Linked DNA regions of Homo sapiens: regions 1 and 3 are each linked to region 2. A link is a contact called in ENCODE Hi-C data. All regions are on one chromosome and are shown on one strand. Each heading gives the region's core, a stretch centred on a gene start or an enhancer-like site at or near the end of the contact. The rest is flanking DNA. Distances are from core to core; before and after follow the strand shown.

What was found. Hi-C counts contacts between places; a loop is a spot of excess contacts on that map. Pooled maps may share reads with other maps.
Region 1: a loop to region 2 is called in a pooled map, with 5 times the contacts of the local background. The contact joins the promoter of EML4 here to the promoter of THADA in region 2. A Hi-C loop is called at or near these places in 6 of 50 pooled maps.
Region 3: a map of CD8-positive, alpha-beta T cell shows a loop between it and region 2 (11-fold over the local background). The contact joins the enhancer-like site here to the promoter of THADA in region 2. A Hi-C loop is called at or near these places in 2 of 168 maps with a recorded cell type or tissue (CD4-positive, alpha-beta T cell and CD8-positive, alpha-beta T cell) and 6 of 50 pooled maps.

What each region holds. Positions count from the first base shown.
Region 1 is chr2:42,167,601-42,170,609 of GRCh38, forward strand. It overlaps EML4 (EMAP like 4), which reads left to right and starts at 1,753. Exons shown (of 23, transcript NM_019063.5): 1 at 1,753-2,036. The coding sequence starts at 2,012. It overlaps EML4-AS1 (EML4 antisense RNA 1), which reads right to left and starts at 2,631. Exons shown (of 4, transcript NR_110584.1): 1 at 2,370-2,631. RefSeq lists enhancers at 1,335-1,474, 1,487-2,139 and silencers at 1,555-1,604, 1,705-1,764.
Region 2 is chr2:43,594,640-43,597,420 of GRCh38, forward strand. It overlaps THADA (THADA armadillo repeat containing), which reads right to left and starts at 1,399. Exons shown (of 38, transcript NM_022065.5): 1 at 1,292-1,399.
Region 3 is chr2:41,839,805-41,842,702 of GRCh38, forward strand. No RefSeq gene overlaps it. Among named protein-coding and RNA genes, the nearest start is that of LINC01913, 36 kb to the right of the region's middle. Within about 2 kb of position 1,552, at least 19 of the 41 ENCODE cell types and tissues checked have a DNase peak (open chromatin) inside an H3K27ac peak, as active enhancers do.

The DNA.
Region 1 (3,009 bases), core at 503-3,002, 1.4 Mb before region 2:
CTCTGATGAATGCCACGAAGGGGAGTGTGGCAGAAACCAGAGAGCTGTTACCAAAATATGTCTCTTTTCCTTCTGGATACACAGACTACATTCCTAGCCTCCCTTGCAGTCATGTGACCAAGTTCTGGCCAGTGGAATGTGGACAAAAGGGAGGTACACACTTCCAGGTCTGGACCATAAAACATATGTATACCAATATGCCAAGTTCTTATTCTTTTAATCGACCTAAGGCAGAGAGTGTGGCCTGAAGACACAAAGGAACAGCTGTCAGAATTGAGAACTTCTCAAACATTTACTTAGGCTTAATAGAAACTTATGCATATGAAAATGCCCATAGCAGAAGGAACATTGGGTAAATCATTTAAGTTTGAAGAGAAGGAAATTTTAGACACCGTTTAGTCTGTAACCTGAATTTATCTTGGCTGCGTTATGGCCAGTCTCCATATAGTATGGTATTCAGAAACAGGTCTTATATCCAAATAAGAAATGCAAAGTAATTTACATTTTTAGGGAAGATTTTTAAAGAGGCAACAAAGGGAGACGTATACCCCAAGAAGGTTTAACAATCCTTTCAATCATTTAATTCCTCTAAGTCTCTCTCATCATTACATATTTCTTGTCTCCCTTCTTGTTTGTCCCTCTCTCCTGCAACTCTGTGTAGTAGGACTCTGTTTTCCCCTAACTCAGCTTTTTATTATGTATTTATCAATTTATTATGTATAGATCAATTCAGTTCTTCAGTACCTTACAGCTCTTCTCTCTCTTACTCTAATCTGCACAACTGAGCCCCAGGAGGGACTTGACAAACCATGAGAAAGTCTTTAGAAGTATGGGAAATCGTGTTGGGGAAGGGAGGAAGAATATGAACGCTATGTATATTTACATGTTTTGGTTACATGTCCAGACAACCAATTTGCAAATGAATAAAGTGACGCCTAAATAAATTAGGTGATTTGACACTCTTGAGTCATACGGAGTTGGGCCTAGAACTCAGTGTTACTTCATTTGAAATAACCCTTATTATGGTTCCCTAGCAGGCCATCCTATAGCCTGCCATATATGGTCGTTTTGCACCCCTAGACGACAGAACGCTAGGGAGAGTAAGGAAGGCTGAGTTTTTGCTTCTACTAGGTTCGATGACCTTGGGCAGGTTGTCCTCTCTAAGGCTCTGTGTTTTTCTTCATAAGAAGGGTTAGACAAGATGAACTTTTGGGTCATGTCCAGCACTAAAATTCCTTGCTTCTGATCTGTCCCGGGCCCTGCGGCTGTGGCAGTGGTGGTATCGAGCTAGTCAAGAAGCTTCGCCCCTATTTGTCCCCCACCCTATTGGGGGAGAGGGAGAACCTCTCCCTCTTGGTTGCTTCTTTAGTGTCCTTGTAGGACCCACGTGGTGGTCATCTCCCGTCACGGGGGTCCAGTCTTGGCTCTGCGGGCTTCCCAGGGGCCACATAGGGAGAGGATCCTTCATGCATCAGAGTATCGCAGGCCAGAGTCTATGCCTTATCCCCACCTGTTTGGAACCAGCTTCCAAACCGTGGTCCCCAGCCTTCAGCAGGCCTACCGCGCAGGCGCAACCACCAGCCTGGCGCGAGGCGGACAAACGCCGAGGCCGAGGCAAGGTGAGAGGGCGGGGCTGGCAAGACCCCGCCTCCGTGGCGTCACGTGGGAGGCGGAGTCGGAAGTGTGACGGCGTGCGCGGGGCGGGGCTACTGCTGCGCGCGGGCGCGGGGGCGGGGCGGGGCGCGGCGCGGCGCGGCGCTCGCGGCTGCTGCCTGGGAGGGAGGCCGGGCAGGCGGCTGAGCGGCGCGGCTCTCAACGTGACGGGGAAGTGGTTCGGGCGGCCGCGGCTTACTACCCCAGGGCGAACGGACGGACGACGGAGGCGGGAGCCGGTAGCCGAGCCGGGCGACCTAGAGAACGAGCGGGTCAGGCTCAGCGTCGGCCACTCTGTCGGTCCGCTGAATGAAGTGCCCGCCCCTCTAAGCCCGGAGCCCGGCGCTTTCCCCGCAAGATGGACGGTTTCGCCGGCAGTCTCGGTGAGTACGGCTGGGGAGTCCTGCGTCTTCTGCGAAGGGTAGGAACTTTTTTCCTTCCGCACACAGCCCAGGCCCTGCCCTCCCGCCTGCCCCTCGGGGTGGCAGCGGCTCCACTGCACATGTTCCCTTCGAGGCTGCCGCCCCTCCGCGGACTCCGGTGGACTGAGGGCCCCTCCCCCATGTCCAACTCTCCTCTGTGTCAGACCCTCCTTTCCTCCCGGAGCCCCTTTCAGTGCGGGGCCCTCGTTCCCCCAAAGTGGGAACCCCTTCCTTCTCAGGCCCCCCGATAGCTGGCACACCCCTCCCCGTACACTCACGGCTCCCTCCACTTACCCCCCTTCAGAGTTGGGACATTTCTTCAAATCCAGGCTCCTCTTCAGGGTACAACCTTCCACCACCTTTCCACATACACGCCTCTCTTTCAGGGTGGGGATCGCCTTCACCCGAACAGAGGCTCCTTTTTAGGGGAGGGACCCTCATTCCCTCTTCAGGAAGGGGGCATCCCCCGCCCCCAAGTCTTCACTTTAGATTTGAAGGCGACTTTCCAGTATCCTTCAGAGTAGTAGGCAACTTCCTTTTCAATCCCTCCACTTCTCTGAGCATTTTGCAGTGGTGGAGAGACCTAGAAGCATCGGAGCATCATTTGCTTAATGCAGGAAAGGAAGAGGTGCATCTGTGTTGGGGGACCCTCTTTAAGAGTGAAAGCAGAAGTGTTTTCTGGTTCTGCATACATGCTGGGGAGAAGTGATTCTGCCCAATGAATCAATAGGAAAGGGGGCCTCTATCAGGGAAGGAAAGGATTCTCCATTTTTGGAAGATGTTGTCTTTGTGGAATGGAGAAAGGGAAGAGGTTATTAAATAGGCTGAAGTGCCTTTTCAGTGTTCCTTTCACCAGATGAAGGTAATCTTCTGGCTAGGAAAATCAAAACTCCAGGCTAGTATTCGCTGCCCTAGAAGCTGAATCTGGAATTAC
Region 2 (2,781 bases), core at 149-2,648:
CCCTAAATAATCTGACCCTGCCTTCCTCCACTCTTCATCTCAAACCAATCTCCTCTTCACCATCTCAAGAGCTTTGTACTTCCTGATGCTCTTATTCCCACCTAAGAGGCTTTACACTTCTCAGTATCTCTGCCCCTTAATGTTCATTCCACATCTTTGCAAGACTGACTCCTTCTCACCATTCATGTTTCTGCTGCAACATTACCTTCTAAAAGCCTTCCATGACCACTCTATCTAAAATCTCACCAATACAACACACGTAGACACCATTTCCGTTAATTTTCTTCATAGCACTTACTAGTACCAGAAATTACCCTAACTTGTAAATTTGTATATTGTCTGTCTCACCTAGTAGCAAACTGAATGAAGGCAGCAACTTTAATCTATTTTGTTCATGTTTCAAGTCTCAATTTCCAAACCAGTGCCTGGCACATAGTAGGTGTTTAACAAACACTTCACGAATAAACAAATTAATTAACAAACATTTGTCAGAGATGTTCTAGAAGGGATATATGTCTTTAAGGGCAGGAAGGTGGACTATCTGGTACCTAAAATGCATTCTACATCTAAGTGACATTCTACATCTTAAGAACCTATGGTCTGTTTGGGAAGTAAGAAATCCATACAGTAATGGCAGGTGAGCAACCACTTAACCAAAAATGGACGCAGCTAGGAAAGTGTCGACAACAGAATAATTTGTAAAGGGATAGTCAGATCTAGAGGAATAGAGGCACGCTTCCTAAGAAAGTGACCATCGTACAAAGCCAGAAGAGACTGGGAAACCTAACTAGGGAGACTATTCTCTGGTGAAAGGTAAGCAAGTTTGCAGGAGGATTTGCTCTTGCAATTCTGAGGGCTACACAAAAGCAGACTCGGTAATTATGCCTGCTCAAATGATGCCTAAACGTGTGTCCTGAAGAACCAGGGTCCCCAAGGGGGTAAATCCCGTGTCTACCGCAAGGCCAGAAGGTGCCCAGTAAATTACACTCCTCCTAGGTCCCACTTACTGCTTCCCTTTAGAACGCTGCTTCACTCTACACCTTCCTGGCTGACTCCCACAAACATTCTCTGGGCGATTTCTGAACCACGTGGAGTCGAGGAATGACAGTGGGAGAAAGTGGTTAAAGTGCTGTCTCCATGGAGACCTTAGCGACCGGAAATCAGTTTCACAGCCGCCGAATCCTGGCGATACCAAAGGATGGGAATTGGTGTGGCTCGCCAGGCAGCCCTAGCAAAACTGGCCGAGCCGAGCTACCGCGGGTCTGGCAGGCAGGACACCTGGGAGCCAAACCTCGTGCACGTCGGCGTCTGAGAAGAGTCGCAGGCGCCTGGTCCAGTCCCGGAAGCAGGTCTCCTTCTACGGCGTCTCCGAGGCTCGCAGCGCGGTCCACGGTCGACTACCGGGTCAGGGCAAAGGGAGGGAGAGAGGGGTAACCTGGAGGAGTCATCGCGAGAATTGACCAAACGCAGCTCCTCCAATCAGGAGTTCGAGGAGGTCGTGACGTCACCGGGGTGGCCGGTAGCAATCCGGTTTAGTTAACCAGCCACTGTACCGTCAGCGCCGCGCGTTCCTCATGGCGTTAGGGCTGACGGGCCTTGTTGCTGAGGGGCCTTCATTCAACGGTCTCTTGTTGAATGAAAAGACCTCATTCTCTTCACATGCTTGGACGCCTGGGAAGCGCTTTTCTCCCAATCCAGACCTTCCACCTTTCTCCCACTCTGTTGGCCCAGTGCAGAGTCTAGGAGAAAACTACGTCTGGGACTCGGGAACGAGTCCAGGGAGTTTAGAGCCTGCGAGATGGGGCAGGGGTTTGGGCGGCGACTGAACGGAAGCCACGAGAAGGATTCGGACTAAAATGAGTAGTGCTGAACCAACGTGTGCCAAAGCGCATATATTCATTCAATAGATAATGAACTCTACTGTCAGAGCGTCGCCAAGCGCTAGCCTTGAAAGCTATCCCCTACTGAGGATACATGTATTACGCAGCACATACAAATTGTCAGATGGTTCAGTCCTTGAAAAATAAATACAATAACGGGGTGTCACTGGGAGCTGCGACAGTGGGCAAGATCAGGAAAGACCTGATGCTATTATCAGGAGTATTAATTTGGAAAATAGAGACATTTCAGTTCTCTAAACGTTAATGACTTAAGTTTTTAATAATTATTTTCTGAATTTTTTATATCAGCTTGCCTTGGTTTTCTTTATAGCTTTACCACATAATGTATGTATCACTATCTTGTTTCGTTCAATTTTGAAGCTTTTGGAATTGCGTATGTATTCTCCAGCAATTTGCTTCTTTCAGCATTGCTTTTCATATTCACCTACAGGTGGCTGTAGTGCTCTTCGCCCAGGCTGGAGTGCAGTGGCGCGATCTCGGCTCACTGCAAACTCTGCCTCCCGGGTTCAAGTGATTCTCCTGCCTCAGCCTCCTAAGTAACCGGGATTACAGGCGCGCGCCACCACGCTCAGCTAATTTTTGTATTTTTTAGTGGAGACGGGGTTTCACCATGTTGCTCATGCTGGTCTTGAACTCCTGACCTCGTGATTCGCCCGCCTCGGTCTCCAAAAGTGCTGGGATTACAGGCGTGAGCCATGGCGCCCGGACCGTAATTTTCCATTGTTTAATATACTTCATTATGTATCCATCCTGCTGCCTCTTAACATGTGCATTATTTCCAGTTTTTGTTCTAAACATTGCTGCTGTGAACTATGTTGTGCATGTCAGCTGGTGAGTGTGTGCAGACGGTTCTCCACCATAATTTTTTCTGGTATTTTTG
Region 3 (2,898 bases), core at 302-2,801, 1.8 Mb before region 2:
TGATAGGTTTACAGACTAACTCCAGACAAAGCAAGCCACTATTCCTCTTTCAGAAGGGCCAACTCAGGCTGAAGTAGCCTATTGCCTGGGGGAGGAAGAAGGGAAATAATAATCATTATTCCCTTCCTCATAAATGATATGAATAATAGGGGCCAACATTTACTGATTGCTTTGTATTGGGTATTTTATCAGTACCACAATTAAACCACAATTCCATGAAGTAGGTGTTATTGTTAGTCTCATTTCCAGATGAGGAAACTGCGACAGGGAGGCTATGTAATCTCACCATGCTAGTGCTATGCAGGCTTGGGACTCAACAGGTATTCTTTCAAACGGCAAAATTCTCATTCTTTTTGTTTTTTTCTTTTTTTTTTTTTTTGAGACAAGGTCTCACTCTGTCACCCAGGCTATAGTGCTGTGGTGCAATCTCATCTCATTGCAGCCTCGACCTCCCAGGCTCAAGTGATCCTCCCACCTCAGCCACCCAAGTAGCTGGGACTACAGGCACACATCACACGTCTAGATAATTTTATTTTTTGTAGAGAGAGGGTCACACTATGTTTCCCAGGCTGCTCTCAAACTCTTGGACTCAAGCAATCCTCCTGCCTCAGCCTCACAAAATGCTGAGATTATAGGTGTGAGTCACGGCACTGACCCAGAATGCTCACTCTTAACCAGTGCACTGATCCCCACCAGTTATTGCTTATCGTGTACCTATTATGCGCATGGCACTGTGCGAACCTTAAACATATTAATTTCATTGAAACCTCATGGCAAGCCTTGGAGATAGGTATTATCATTATCCCCATCTGACAGATGAGGCTCAGGAAAGAAAGGAAACTGAGTTAATGTGGAGCTGGAACCGACGACACGCATTCTGACTAAGAGCTCTCTTATTCAGCACGACTGATTCCTATTCAAGTTTAGGTATTTCTCTTTCTACTTCATTTAGGTTAAAAGGCTTTCCTCTCCAGGAGCCTGGCAAGCCAAGCCCGCCCTCTGCGGGGCAACAGCACGAGGCATTACCCCTACAGACCACTTGGCGGCGCCGTCCGTCCTGAGTTGGAGAGAACGGTGGGCAAGTAGGGCTCCTTCCGCACGCTGCACGGTTCTTCTCCGGGCCCGCCCCCTTCCAGCAACAGCCAATCAGAAACTCGCTGACAGCGCTAGGCTCTCCACGGTAATGGCCGTGGATGATAATTGGCTAAGTCTCTTAAGGGACGTCTGGTTTCCGGGGACGCAGTGATAAGCGCAGAACGGGAGGTCTCTGAAGCAAGATGGGGCTCCAGACATAATCTTTACCTGAATAAGTCCCAACGCTGGGAGTGTCAGCCCGATCCTCCTACGGTGGAAAAGGCGGCAGCCAATTGCTACAGTCCCTTTAGGCTTTTCTCTCCCGCCAATCCTCACTCTGCCCTACGGGAGGGTTCTTGGCCGCTTCAGCTCGGTTTGCTGCTTACCAACCCCGCGGCCCAAGGGGAGCACGGCTCCCTGGCCCGATGCCCCCGGGGTATGCAGAAGGGCCCAGCCGGGACAGCAGCCACTGCATTTCTTTGGCTTGCGCTGCAGTCCGGATGGAGCTCGGTTCTGACCCAGAACATGAGATCGGGTTCTCATTAATTCAGCCCAGGGCCTTGCACACGCGCCCCGCCCCTGCTTGAAGTGGCTCACCCCGGACTTTCAGGATCTCACACGAAGTGCTTCGCTTTCCCCTGCAGGGATGGTACTCTCTGAGCGCCCTTGGAACTTTGTAAATAGCTGCATTGCAGCACTTCTCCATTGTTTTATTTCACGCATATTGGACTCAGGGTAGAGACCATATCTTAAACGTCTTTGCTTTGAGCAAGATATTTAAACTCTCTGTGCAGCATTTTTCTCAACTGTAAAGTGGGGATAGTAGTACCTCTTGCATAAAGTTGTGCGCACTAATACATGTAAAGCGCTTAGAAGACGGTCTTGCACACAGCAGATGATCAGAAAATGTTAGCCACTTGTTATTCCTACAATGCCTAGCACAAACACATCATAAATACTCTACAGTGCTTAGAATCAGTTTCATATATTTGTTCTTGGAGGTTTAAATCTCAGCTTTGTCAGAACTGCTCCAAGAAGGAAACGGTAAATATATATACACATGGCTGTAAATGTGTCCGAGTGCTTCAACATGCAGTGGCAGTTGAGAACAGCAGGGAGCCTGGGTTCAAGTTCTGACTGCAGCTGAACAGCCGAATGACCAATAGAAAATTAACTAAAACTTAACTCCTCAGCTGGGGAATGGAGATGATCATAATAATATCTACTTCATCGGGTTGTGGTGCTTGCATTCTTATCCCACTTTCACTTTGGGAGCTAGTACAAGAATGTAATGACACAGTATAGTATTTCTACCTTATATGTGTCTCCCACTTTAACTTTTGCAAAGCACATTCATATATTATCTCATTTAATACTCACAGCAACCCTGTGAAGCTCAGAGCACTTCCTGGTTGGAATCCTACAACATGTCCATGGTGAGCTGCAGCTCGGTTTCTTTGAGTGCAATTTCAATGTCAGTGCCATTGCTCTGCATCAGGACTGAACCAGTGACCACCTGGGTCTCAGATAAGCAGAAGGATTTGCATCCTAGATTTTCAAGCCAGTTGTTCTATTTTTTTTATTTCTGATTACAGCAGAAAGACGTAGTTACATTATCTTTTAAAATGTGAACAAAACAAAGTGCAAGGTCTGGTCGACCTTCACACACACTCCCCAGAGGCAGCCACTGTCATCCATTGAGTGTGGCATCTTCCTAACCTCCTGGGTATGGTTTCATGCATGTACCTGTGGCGGGGAGAAAGCTAGGTTTTTTTGTTGTTGTTCTTTTGCATAAACATGATTGTATTTTAAAATTTATTCTAC